Linked DNA regions of Homo sapiens: region 2 is linked to region 1. A link is an interaction called in ENCODE POLR2A ChIA-PET data of the cell type or tissue named here. Cell type or tissue: B cell. All regions are shown on one strand. Each heading gives the region's core, and the rest is flanking DNA. Links, peaks and the distances in the headings are about the cores only.

The links. Peaks named below come from ENCODE experiments on the same cell type or tissue, not always from the same donor. Only the 100,000 strongest peaks of a DNase experiment are listed, where the experiment ranks them.
Region 2: POLR2A ChIA-PET joins it to region 1 with 7 read pairs; 5 of 35 experiments call an interaction of 5 or more read pairs at or near these places.

The regions. Positions count from the first base shown.
Region 1 is chr10:90,995,137-91,003,424 of GRCh38, reverse strand. LOC124902479 (a long non-coding RNA gene) reads left to right here. Exons shown (of 2, transcript XR_007062238.1): 2 at 5,597-5,946. Among named protein-coding and RNA genes, the nearest start is that of LINC00502, 47 kb to the left of the region's middle. In B cell, for the core only: no CTCF peak of the experiment used is centred there; a DNase peak (open chromatin) is centred at 3,714; H3K4me3 peaks cover 598 bases; H3K27ac peaks cover 1,277 bases.
Region 2 is chr10:91,224,570-91,228,569 of GRCh38, reverse strand. The region is part of intron 2 of PCGF5 (polycomb group ring finger 5); the gene reads right to left. Among named protein-coding and RNA genes, the nearest start is that of PCGF5, 5.9 kb to the right of the region's middle. In B cell, for the core only: no CTCF peak of the experiment used is centred there; no DNase peak of the experiment used is centred there; H3K27ac peaks cover 396 bases.

The DNA of each region.
Region 1 (8,288 bases), core at 2,011-6,010:
CATGTGAAACTGTGAGTCCATTAAATCTCTTTTTCTTTATACATTACCCAGTCTTGGGTATGTCTTTATTAGCAATGTGAGAACAGACTAATACAGTGGAGCTCTGGAAAGTTGATGTAGGGGGTAGGTAAGCATGTCTGGAACTCAGTGTAGGAGGGCTATGTCTCCTTCCCCAAAGCTAGAAGGGTGGCATCTGTTGCCTAACAGAGATTGGCCAGGGAGAGTTGCTGGAGGTTATCAGAGCTCCCTGGGGTGTTTGGCTGAGGCAGTGGCTTGGCAGCTTGAGGAGGGGCCCTGAGCAAAAACACGTGAGCAGGTCAGACATGTTTCCAAACACACTTAGGATGAGCAACCTGGTTTGCTTTGGACTGAGAGGTTCTTGGACCCCAGAACATTCAGTGGTAAAACCAGGAAAGTCCTGGACAAGCTGGGATGAGTTGGTCGTCTTAATAATACACATAAGAAAGCATCTTATAGGGATCTTTAGAATTGCCTTAGGGGCCAAGGACTAAGTGCCTGCCATGTGGCAGCTGGCAGCTCAGAGTCACTGCAATCTTATTTTTACTGGTATGCAATGTGGGAAATTTATTTTGATGATGCCTAAAGTTTCTGATTTCGCAAACTATATGTCTCAGAAATAAACTGTGTCTGCATTGGATAAGAGAAGAGCAACAATTTAAAAGGCCAGAATAAAAATGGCAATAAGTAAACGAAATAAAGTGGAAATGTCCAAGTCCCATGACACTGCATACAGACCTACCACCCAGAACTCAGCTTGTGCCTTCTCTCCAAGCTCGTCTCCTACCACCACCCTCCTGTGTGACTCCCTCTTCTACTGCTACAACAGAATGCTACAGACTGGGGTAATTTATAAAGAAAAGAGATTTGTTTGGCCCAGACTTCTGGAGGCTGGGAATCCAAGATTGAATAGCCACATCTGGTGAGGGTTTTCTTGTTCCATCATAACATGGTGGAAAGCACCCCATGGCTAGGAAGTGTACACACAAGATGACACAGGAAATTGGGCCAAACTCATCCTTTTATCACGAACACACTCTCTCATTAACTAAGCGACTCTCTTGATAATGGCATTAGTCTATTCATGAGGGCAGAGCCTTCATGACCTCATCACCTTTTAAAGGTCCCATTGTGATACCATCACAATGGCAATTAAATTTCAACATGAGTTTTGAAGGGGACATTCAAACAATAGCACCTGGCAAACATCACCTTGCCAGCCCTGTCATGTCCTGAATGCATTATGCTATTATGCACATCTCTGCCTGGAATGCCTTTCCCTCCTTCATGAACCTGGTGAACCCCGACTGTTCCCTCTAATTTGCAGCTTAAGAGTCATTTCTGTGGAGGCTTCTCTGGCCCTCCCCAGGCAAAGCTTAGTACCACCTCCCTTCAGCTGCCTGTGCACCCTGGCGTGTCTCACGACACTGCATCCCAATGGCAGGCTTGGAAATGGTCTGCCTCTTTCATGGATCAATTAGCTCCCTAAACCTAGGAAGTCCTTACCTTGTAGCAGAACTTCAGGAACACGGTATATATAATAGACACTTACTAGCGTTAGTTAAGAGTCCATCAGTGTGTGTGTGTGTGTGTGTGTGTGTGTACATATTTACATTTATATTTATTGGCTCTTTTCTATTCAGGGCATCAGAATGCTGACTGAAATTCTCAATTGGATCTACTCTGTTCAGATTCACGTGTTAAAATACACAAATGATTCATTTAACCTGAGACTTTATAAATACACAAGAAAAAATTCATTAGAAATGTTATCCTCATAATAACTAAAACTTACAAACCCAAGAAAAGAATTCATTAGAGATATTATTATTGAAAATAACCAAATCTGTGATGTGGGATGAACTGTTATTTTTCCCCAACAGTTAAACCTAAGAAGATATATATGAAAAATAACTAATATTTCAGAGTATGTTCAGATACTAACTTTTCATTGCTTCTCACTCTGGAATTAGAAAAGTATTTAAATGAACATGACTGATGCATTAGAAAAGACAGAATAAGTTAGGCTTTGTTAAGAAAATAAAACCAAAAACAAAACCCAAAGCTCAGAGATTTAACAGAGTGAAGGCTTATTTTCTCCTCCCTGCTGATGGGACCACTTTACACATATTGCCCTCAAGGGCACCATGACAAGAGGAGAGCCCAGGATGATCCCACAGGCAAGTTCCCTTCCCATTGGCCAGAGCCCTGTCACATGGCCCCAACCTACCCAGTAAGAAATGCAGAGCAGCCCATGGCCAATGAGTTGAGAGTCACAGTGCCCCAGGGAAGGAGATTCTGACCTGGAGATTAGCACACAACTCATCTACTAGAGAGTGCTGTCGGAGATATAGCTATGGAAGGGAGGGAAAGGAAGCAGGATTGGGCAGAGGGAGAGGTCAAGCCTCAGGGTCATCTCAGGGGTCTTAGCTGCTATTGTGGGGAGTTCTGAAGATGAGATAACTTCAGGGCTATTCTGAGTTGGGACAAAAGGGCTAGACCTTGGTATCCCTAAGTTGGTCGGTCAGTCATTGGAAACGATGTGACCCTGAGTGAGGCAGCTCAACTAAAGCAATTTCAGAAGGGATTCACACCTGAGGGCTAAGCACCAGCAGCTGGGGAGTAAGTCCTGCTCACACCCCTGATGGAGGATCAGGGAGGCTCTTCTCAGCACTCCACAGTGCGCATGACAGTGTCTTCCGAGCAGATAGCTCTGAACAGATTACATCTGAATGTGGCCACGTATGAATCCTCTTTCATCATTCTGACATCAATTGCTGGACTTGGCCTGTGAACCACACCAGTTGTCTTGCTAGCAGTTCCACTACGCTCAGGCTTAAAGGACCTTCTTTATCCCTAGCTGCTGTAGCTGTCCCTACTGACTACTGCACAGACTCAGGCACTGCTGAGCTCCAAAACAAAACAAAATGTTCCGCAAAATTCCTGCTGGCCACTTGGTCAAAGGATGGTCTCTCTTCATCCGTCTTTGCTGAGCTCACTATAAATCATGGATATCTGTCTCTCTTTGAGCTGTCTCTGGCTACGATGGGCCAGGACCCTTCAGAGAGCCTCTTTCAGGTTGGACTTCCTAATCAGCATCGTGGAACATCCACTCCTCCAGTAATAGAAACCATATTTGATTTTTCTGTTTAACCATTTCATGACCACTACACACCAGTTACACTGGAAACAGTGTAACTCTGTTGAGAATCACCTGTGCAACTTCAGCATTTGTTTACTGGGTCTCCAGTAGCAGAGGATGTTGAGCTCAATCCTCATGTTCAAGAGGATGCTACTAGGGCCTCACTTTTACTTGGTCTAACCACATGCTTTTTGTGGAGGCAATAATAATATGACTGGCATTTACGGCAAAGCGTTTTATACATGATAACTTAATTTTCACAACTACTCTATGCAGAAGCACTATTTCCTGATTTACATTTAAGAAAGTCAAGGCATAGATAGCTTAAGAGACTTCCCCAAGGTCACATGAGGCATAAATGGGGGAATTAGTATTTTAACCCGGGTAGTCTTACTACAAAGTTCTGGCTCATAATTACCATGTTATACAGCTTGTCAATCAATATCCAGGGCTTCTTAAAACTCAGGGATTGATGTGTCCATGGATGCAGGCCCATAAGTCAGCAATGCGTATTTCTATGGAATCCCTCATAAGGGTCATTTAATGCTTTAAATCTAAACCCTGCATGGAAAACCCAATAGGGAACTAAGCCCTAGCTGGGAACTCCCCTTGTGTGCCAGAAAATAGAAATGAGTAAATTTAGAGAGGGAGATTCCCCATTAAAAAAATGACATGCAAATTCGTGAGGCATTCCATATTTTTAAAAAATGGAGATATGTATTAAAATATAAATTTATAGAATTTAGTATTTTTAGCATGGGGCAACTTATGACTAGCTTTTGTGAATGTGTATTGTTGTACCATAAGGCAATAAGGTAGTAAAATACATTTAGACTTGGAGGAGAGACAGCAACCACTCTTTGTGGGGAGGGTGGGACAAGAAGATGGAACTGTCCCCTACCAGCATTGAGTAGGGGACAGCTCGTTTCTCTCCCGGCACAGACAGGTAGCTATATCCCTGTCCACCCCCATTTGCAAAGGAAGCCTAACTGTCTACACAGTCTCTGGCATCCTCTATGTTCAATTATCTGGTGAGAACGGGGAGACGCTTTATAAACCTGTTCTATATGCTGGACAAACCGCTCCTTTGTCTTTCGGCGTAACAGTCTGATGGACTTTCTCCACACCACATTACCTGGGGAATGGGGCTAGAAGGAAGTTTTGTGCCATGTTGCTCTGATAGGAACGCTAACCTGTCACATTGGCCCCAGTGTTAGGATACAAATAGCCCAAATGAGGCCATCCACCAAGCTTAGCAAGCCTTGCGTGGTGATAAAATGTGCTTGCAACAGGCAATATCTGGGGGCGATTTGGGCCTGACAGCTCAGCCTCCAAACCACATTTTGCATGTGTCAGGAAAATGAACACCATGTCCACTCCACGTGGTTTTAGCAATTAGACCTTTATTAATACCATGGAGCAGCTGGAACTAGAAATAGTCTCAAGTGCTTACATTCTCTGAACATACCAATTTCCAGAGTGGGTGGCAGCTGTTGAGGCCCAGGTTTATCCATCTTGGGCCAAAATTCTCATACTCTTGACCCCATGTATTGGACCTGGATTTTGTGGCTCCCCAAAAACATGGCTACAAAGCTTTGTTCTGAAAAATCAAAGCCTCCTCATTAAAGTAAGCATCTTCTCCCCCTAATCCTTTGTCCCCTCCATTGTCATTAGTTCAGATTTTAGAAAAGAACTACTCTTCCTGTACTTGGGGTTTTGTTTCTCCCCAAGTGGGAGAGTTACTGGTTCATAACGCTCTTACACCTGTCCCCTACCCAAGGCTTCTCCCTGTAACCTTGGGCCAGGCCGGACTTGACGAGAAGACAAGAATTGATCTAATCCAATTGCCTTTCCAGTGAAACAGGCTCCGTTTCCCCAGGCATCACTTACTTATGGGATGGCCGATTTCCATGCCAGGACAGCTCTGGGTATTTTGACGTTCTTTCTTGTATTCCACTTAGATCTACTCCCTTAATCTGGCCCCATCAGTTCTGTCTCATGTTATGTTCACTGAACTTAATGAAACATTGATTTTCAAGCAGACAGTTTTCTTGAGTGTACTGGTCATATGTAATCTTCATTTCCAACCACACATTTCCTCATGTTGCTCCAGGGAAAGAAGGGAAAGGGCTATTGAAATTAACTACTTCTCTCTAGTCAAGGATAAAGGCCAATTTATCCTTCAAGAATGAAGTCCAATGCTACCTTCTCCAGAAAAATAAGGTATTTATTTTCTCTATTTCTATGAATTTTGTCATATTAGGTATACTTGTGGGTTAAATTGTTTCCTTCCATAAAAGATATGTTAGTGTTCTAACTCCCAGTGCCCCAGAATGCAGCCTTATCTGGAGATGGAGTCTGTACGGATGTAATCAAGTTAAAATGAGGTCATCAGGACAGGCCCTAATTCAATGTGATTGGTGTCCTTCTAAACAGGAGAAATTTGGATACAGAGACAGATGCACACAGAGGGAAGATGATGGGAAGGGACACGGGGAGAAGATGGTCATCCCCATGCCAAGGAAGGAGGCCTGGAACAAATTCCCCTTCACAGCACTCAGAAGAAACCAGCCCTGCTGACACTTCGAGTTCAGACTTTTAGCTTCCAGAACTGTGAGACTATACGGTTTTGTTGTTTAAGACCCCCGGTTTGTAGTACTTTGTTACAGCAGTCCTAGCCAATGAATACAGGTATATTATGAGGACTTTAGTCTTTTACTTCTTTTTTCTTTACAAGTTTTTTAAATAGAAAAGTAGAAGTAAGAAAATAAAGCAGAAAAAAATGATGTTCAGTGTCCCTGTTGTGAAAACTCCTGCTGATATATACATATATATAGTATATATGATATCTGAAATATATATACACATGCATACATATACAACATACATATACATATATATGTATATAGTATTATACATGCTGAGTTACACCATTCAAAAAAAATTTTTTTTTTGAGACAAGGTCTCACTCTGTCACCCAGGCTGGAGTGCAGTGGCATGATCTCGGCCCACTGCAACCTCCACCTCCTGGGTTCAAATGATTCTCCTGCCTCGGCCTCCCGAGTAGCTGGGATTACAGGCACCTGCTACCATGCCTGGCTAATTTTTGTATTTTTAGTGGAGATGGGGTATTGCCATGTTGTCCAGGCTGGTCTTGAACTCCTGATCTCAAGTGATCCACCTGCCTCAGCCTCCCAAAGTGCTAGGATTACAGGTGAGAGCCATCACTCCTGGCCTCAAATATTTTTTAAAAGTGCAAAGAAAAAAGAGAGTGACTAAGAGCGAGCTTCCATGCCTTAACTTCTCTTCTCATAACTGTCAACCATTCTTAACTGTTAACCACTAAATCTCTGTACCCAAAAGTGTTTATACCAGCAACTCCATATCCATTTATCCATCTGTTCTTTTTTTTAAAAAAAAGTATACAAAAGGGATCCCATTTTACATACTCTTCTTTGCTTTGCTGTTTTCTTTAAATGATACGTTGGAACTCCATCCAGACCAGCACATACCGAGTGTCCTTATTTCTTCATGGCTGCACAGTATTCCACCATGGGCATGTGCAATGTTTCATGTAACAGGATCTACCCAAGAGCCTGTGTTTTCTGCTGGGCTCTGCTAGGGCAGGTTAGGAATGCATCTGAGCACCTTAGGGCTGGTAGGACATTCAGAACTCATCTGCCAGCCCTCTTGTTTTTCACATGAGGAAAACTGGTACACAGAATGGAAGCATTTTGCCTAAAGTGACACAGAAACTTAACAAAAGTAGTTCCTGCTGTTAGGGATGTCAAACATTTTCCATAATTATGTGGTTTTTTTTGGTCACCAAAACAATGTAAGGATGTCACAGGCCTCATGTTTGCATATATTTCTTAAAATGTTTTATTTCCATAGGTTTTTAAAGAACAGGTGGTGTTTGGTTACATGAGTAAGTCATTTAGTGGTGATTTGTGAGATTGTGGTGCATCCATCACCTAAGCAGTATACACTACACCCAATTTGTATTATTTTATCCCTCAACCCCCTCCCACCCTTTTCCCCAAGTCCCCAAAATCCATTGTATCATTCATATGCTTTTGCATCCTCATAGCTTAGCTCCCACTTACGAGTGAGAGCGTACAATGTTTGGTTTTCCATTCCTGGGTTACTTCATTTAGAAAAATAGTCTCCAGTTCCATCCAGGTCGCTGAGAATGCCATTAATTTGTTCCTTTTTATGGCTGAGTAGTATTCACCATAACTTCTTTAACCATTCGTTGCTTGATGGGCATTTGGGCTGGTTCCATATTTTTGCAGTTGCGAATTGTGCTGCTGTAGACGTGTGTGCAAATATCTTTTACAAATAATGACTTCTTTTCCTCTGGGTAGATACCCAGTAGCGAGATTGCTGATTCAAGTGGTAGATCTACTTTTAATTCTTTAAGGAATCTCCACACTGTTTTCCATATTGGTTGTACTAGTTTACATTCCCACCAGCAGTGTAGAAGTGTTCCCTTTTCCCTACATCCACGCCAACATCTTTTTTTTTTTAATAGCTATTCTTGCAGGAGAAAGGTGATATCACAATGTGGTTTTGATTTATATTTCCCTGATCATTAGTGATGTTGAGCATTTTTTCATATTTGCAAAAAAAAAACACAAAAAAATTTAGAAACAGAATTTTCTAATCTGTCTATAATGCTTCTAAATGTTTCAGAGTTTTAGTGGGTTGAACACATTTTTTAAATATGTAAAAATGCAACAAATTCCAAATTGTTTGTCACAAGAATTGATTGACATAAAGGGAAACAGAAATATAATAGCTGACTTTAAAGAAAAACGTTGGTACAGTTGGTAAATGGGATTTTAAAAAATAAGCATCATGACTTAGTAAGTGCAGCTATTGCTTTTCTTATTTGTATTCACACGCCTTTGTGAGGTAATTAAACTTTTTGTTATTGGCAATTATTGCCACTGAAACCAGCATCAAAATAAGCCAAACATAAACCCAGATCTTCCTATTGCTTTATGTTAAAGCAGTGTCAAATTAAATGTTAAATCAAGATATTTTAAAATCAATGAAGCATTAATATCTACATTTAACTCTTTAAAATATTATTAATTATAACTAATAACAATTTAGCAAAAGC
Region 2 (4,000 bases), core at 1-4,000, 230 kb before region 1:
GTCAACTATATTATCAATTAATCCTTCTTTGTAGAAGTTAAAAAATTAGTATAACAATGTGTTTTTGCAAATAATTTATTCTTAGGTTAGGGATTACTGCCATAATCTCTGAAGAGCAGAAAGAGGAAAGAAAGCTTTCCTTTTCTGTACCACAGAATTCTATGTCTATAAACATCCTTTTTTTTTCTGAGGAAAGAATCACTAGATTCTTAGAGGGGCCTCTGACCACAAAAGGGTTAAGAACCAATACACTGTATTGGTCACATTTGAGCTGCTGGAACATAGCCCCTTTGTCCTTAGTTTAAGTAAAAAGTCTTTTGTTTTAAATCAACAACCTATACCACCCAGCAGATACATTCTAAGCAGCTTTAAAGTTTCTCTTTTCACCAGGGTCACCTGGTGAAAGAGACAGAACATCCCTTAATCTAGGGCCATCAATTTCTAGTCCCCAGTCCAGAGTCTCTCCCTCTCCCTAAGACCCCAAAGATGCCTATGTAGATCCTAGGAGACAGTTTTCCTAAATTTGTAATTCCTAACCAACAATGCCTACATGTTTCAAGTTACCTATCACTGCATTTGAATCTTTGAAAGGAAAAATACACAATAAAATAACTTATTAGCCATGCATTTATTCATTTAAGATTTTATTGAGACACTTAACCCAAATCTGCAGGTGGTAGGGCACATCTTAGAGGGGATGAGTTTTAAAGGATGGGTAACTGCTAGCTGGGCACAGAGGAGGCATTCATTTCAAGGAGAGCAAACAGTTGAACCAAGTATTTGTATGTGTGAGTGTTAGGTGGTAGGGGAGGAAGTGGTAGGCAGAAACCAGTCACCACTAAGTAGCTTTAATGTATCCTGAGGTCAACGGGATACCTTTAGGAAATTTTAGGGTGGGTTAAGAGTGATAATGATAAAGACAGTAAGCTGTTTTTAATTATTACCACTTGGACACAGTTAAGAATGTGCTGCAGTGGCTTTGGTGAGATGTAATAAGAATCTGAATGAGAACAGTAACAGAGGGATGAAACTAAAGGGACAGATTTGAGAAGTATTAAAGAGAGAGACCAGCAGGACTTTGCCCAGTTTTGTTAGTGAGGGTAAAGAGTCAAGCATGGAGCATATTTCTTGCTTGGATAACTGAGTGCTGGCATCCCATTTGATCATTCGTAGATATGCTGAGTTTCAGGTGGCTTCAGGACATCCAAGTGGACATCCAGTAGGATTCTGCAGCTAAGAAGAAAAGCGTAAGCCAAAAATAAAGATTTGAGAGGCCTCAGCACAGGTAGCTGAAGTCTCAGAATACATGAGTTCACACAGGAAAAAAAAAAGAACATACATCTAAATACATGTGTTAGAAATTTCTTCTTGGCATATAAGTTTGCTCAATAGTGTATACATTTCACATTTATCTTATTTACCACTCTACCCCCAGTGGCTAGCAAAGTGCCTGATATGTAATTACTTAGTTTAAATAATAAAATAATTATTTGTGCAGACATGTTTATTTCCTTTGGTTTGTTAGGCTATTAAAATTATCTCACAGCCATGTAAACCATGGTTAATGCGGATTTAGTTCATCTAGTATTAAGTGATCATTTAAAGCTAAAACTCATTTGTGTTTGAAAATTTTAACTCATTTAAAAATTTTATCTATTTATCAAATGTCCCTGGCCTACTGAAGGGAAGAGGTATTAGTAGGTAAGAAGAGTCTAAATATGTGGTTTTTATGATGCTGATTTGATCATGTCATCAAATGTGATCATGTGATATGATGATGTGATTTTTTGCATCTCCTGCCAGGACCCTGGGCTGCCCCACCATCTCTACCTCCTATTTCCTTTTGATGAGCTCACCTTTTGGGCCCTTCTTTCTATATCTACCTACTTCTACAGGGCAGCCCAGCAGTGCTGGATCCAGAATTTCTCTCTGAGAGAATGGGGAAGCACCAACCTATCTGGTTTGAGGTGAGAAAGAGTTGAAATGCACTTGCATAGTCATCTGAAAGAAGACTGAAGTAACTTCATTTACCCATATCAAAGCAGAGAGAGCTACTAATAATCCCTGCCTCCCACCCATAAGTAGTCCTCTGCACCACTACTCAAGGGCTACTATCTGCCTGAGATGGCATATGGTCTGTAGCTTCAGGAATTTCACAAAACACGAGTTTCTTCTGCATATCATTCTGCTCCAGTATCCTGATACACATCTGCTATTATATCATAGTCTGTCCTTCCTCATTGCACTTAACAGCATTTTTTTTTTTTTTTTTTTTTTTTTACATTTCTTAACTTGATTACTCTTTCTTCACTTGACCAGAGAGTCCAGAAGGGCAGGTTCTATGTCTGGTTTTGCACACCAATTATAAAGCTTCATTTATGCATTTCAAACTTGAATAGTAAGACGAAAATCTTTATATTTTCTTATGAGTCTCCATAAAACCTAGCGTTTACTCATTCTTAACTCATTCTTTGTAGCATCATAACATTGTAGACTTTGTATAAAATAAGTAAGATACTCTTTGTATATGCCTAAGTCAAGATCTAAAATATTATATGGTACTACAATGTCACTTAACATTTCTCACTTTCTGCCTTTCCATTTGGTTATTTAATTTTATAACCATCCCAAATCACAGAACAACTGTATCTATCCTACATTATATATAAGAAAACCTTGTAGAAGAGTTGAAACCCAGGATATCACCACATATCAAAGACCCAACCAAAGGCTGAGGAATACTGCTTTGCAGTACAATTTATGTTATCAATATTTGTTTGTATTTATATTGAGGCTTAGAGGCAAAAACTATCCCACTTGCAAAGTATTCTTTTATTTGTATAAATATATATTTGTATTTATTTGTATATAAATATTTCTAACAAGGGAATACCTTGCAAGTGGGATAGTTTTCACCTATAAGCTTCAATATAAATACAAACAAACAATACAGAAATCAAAGGACCTGAGAGCACATAAAGATTAGTGCTACCGGAATCCTCAGATCTCCTCAGAGATGCGATGGAGTACCTGACTCCATCATTTACTCTACTTTCTGTGTTCTCTGTTGACGATAAAGGCCACATTTGGGACTTACCATTGTATTTAAATCACATTTCTACAATGTTCATTCTCTCTCAGTAAAAGGGCTTGATGGCCACCAAGGGATCTTTCAGGCTAGGATGACATGTGCAGTTAAACTGTCATTTAATTTACCCCTTTAGGCTTTAAATTGCTGTTGAGAACATACATATATGTTATATATATATGTTATATATATGTTATATATGATATATATCGTATATACATATATACGATATATATCATATATACATATATGATATATATCAAATATATGATATATATAAAAATATATATATCCCTTTGCTTATAAGCTAATTGTTTATACTTCTATAATCTTTTGTTTTCCTTTTTTTAAAAGTTACATTTAAATTGGGATTTCACTATGACCCAAAGAAAATTTTCTTCCAAAGGACATATATAAAATTTGTAGCATATAGATAGAAATGCGAGAGTTTGTGCCTTCTTCTCATCATCCAGAGTTGACAGTTTTTGCTGGATGAATCCAAAAATTAAAAACAATGAACAAATGTTCAAAGAAGCAAAACAAAACACACTGTGGACTGGGTCCAGGTTCCATGCTTGGTGAAACGGGAAACGGAAGTAGAATATAACTCTAGGGTAGCCAATTGGTTCTTCCTTCAAAGTATGTCCACAATACAACCACCCTTCTCCACCTCCATTTCATATCTTATAGCCTTGGTTGGAGGCCCTATAATCTTTTAGCTTTCCTACAGTAATAGGCTTCTAACTGATTTGCTATTCCTTAAACTGGCCAAGTGTATTTCCATCTCAAGGCCTCTGTACTTAATTTTCCCTTTATACAGACTGCTTTCCCATATATCCACAGAGTCCTTCAGTCCCTTCAGGTTTCTGTTCAAATGTCATCATATCAAAGAGGCTGACCCACTATAAATTA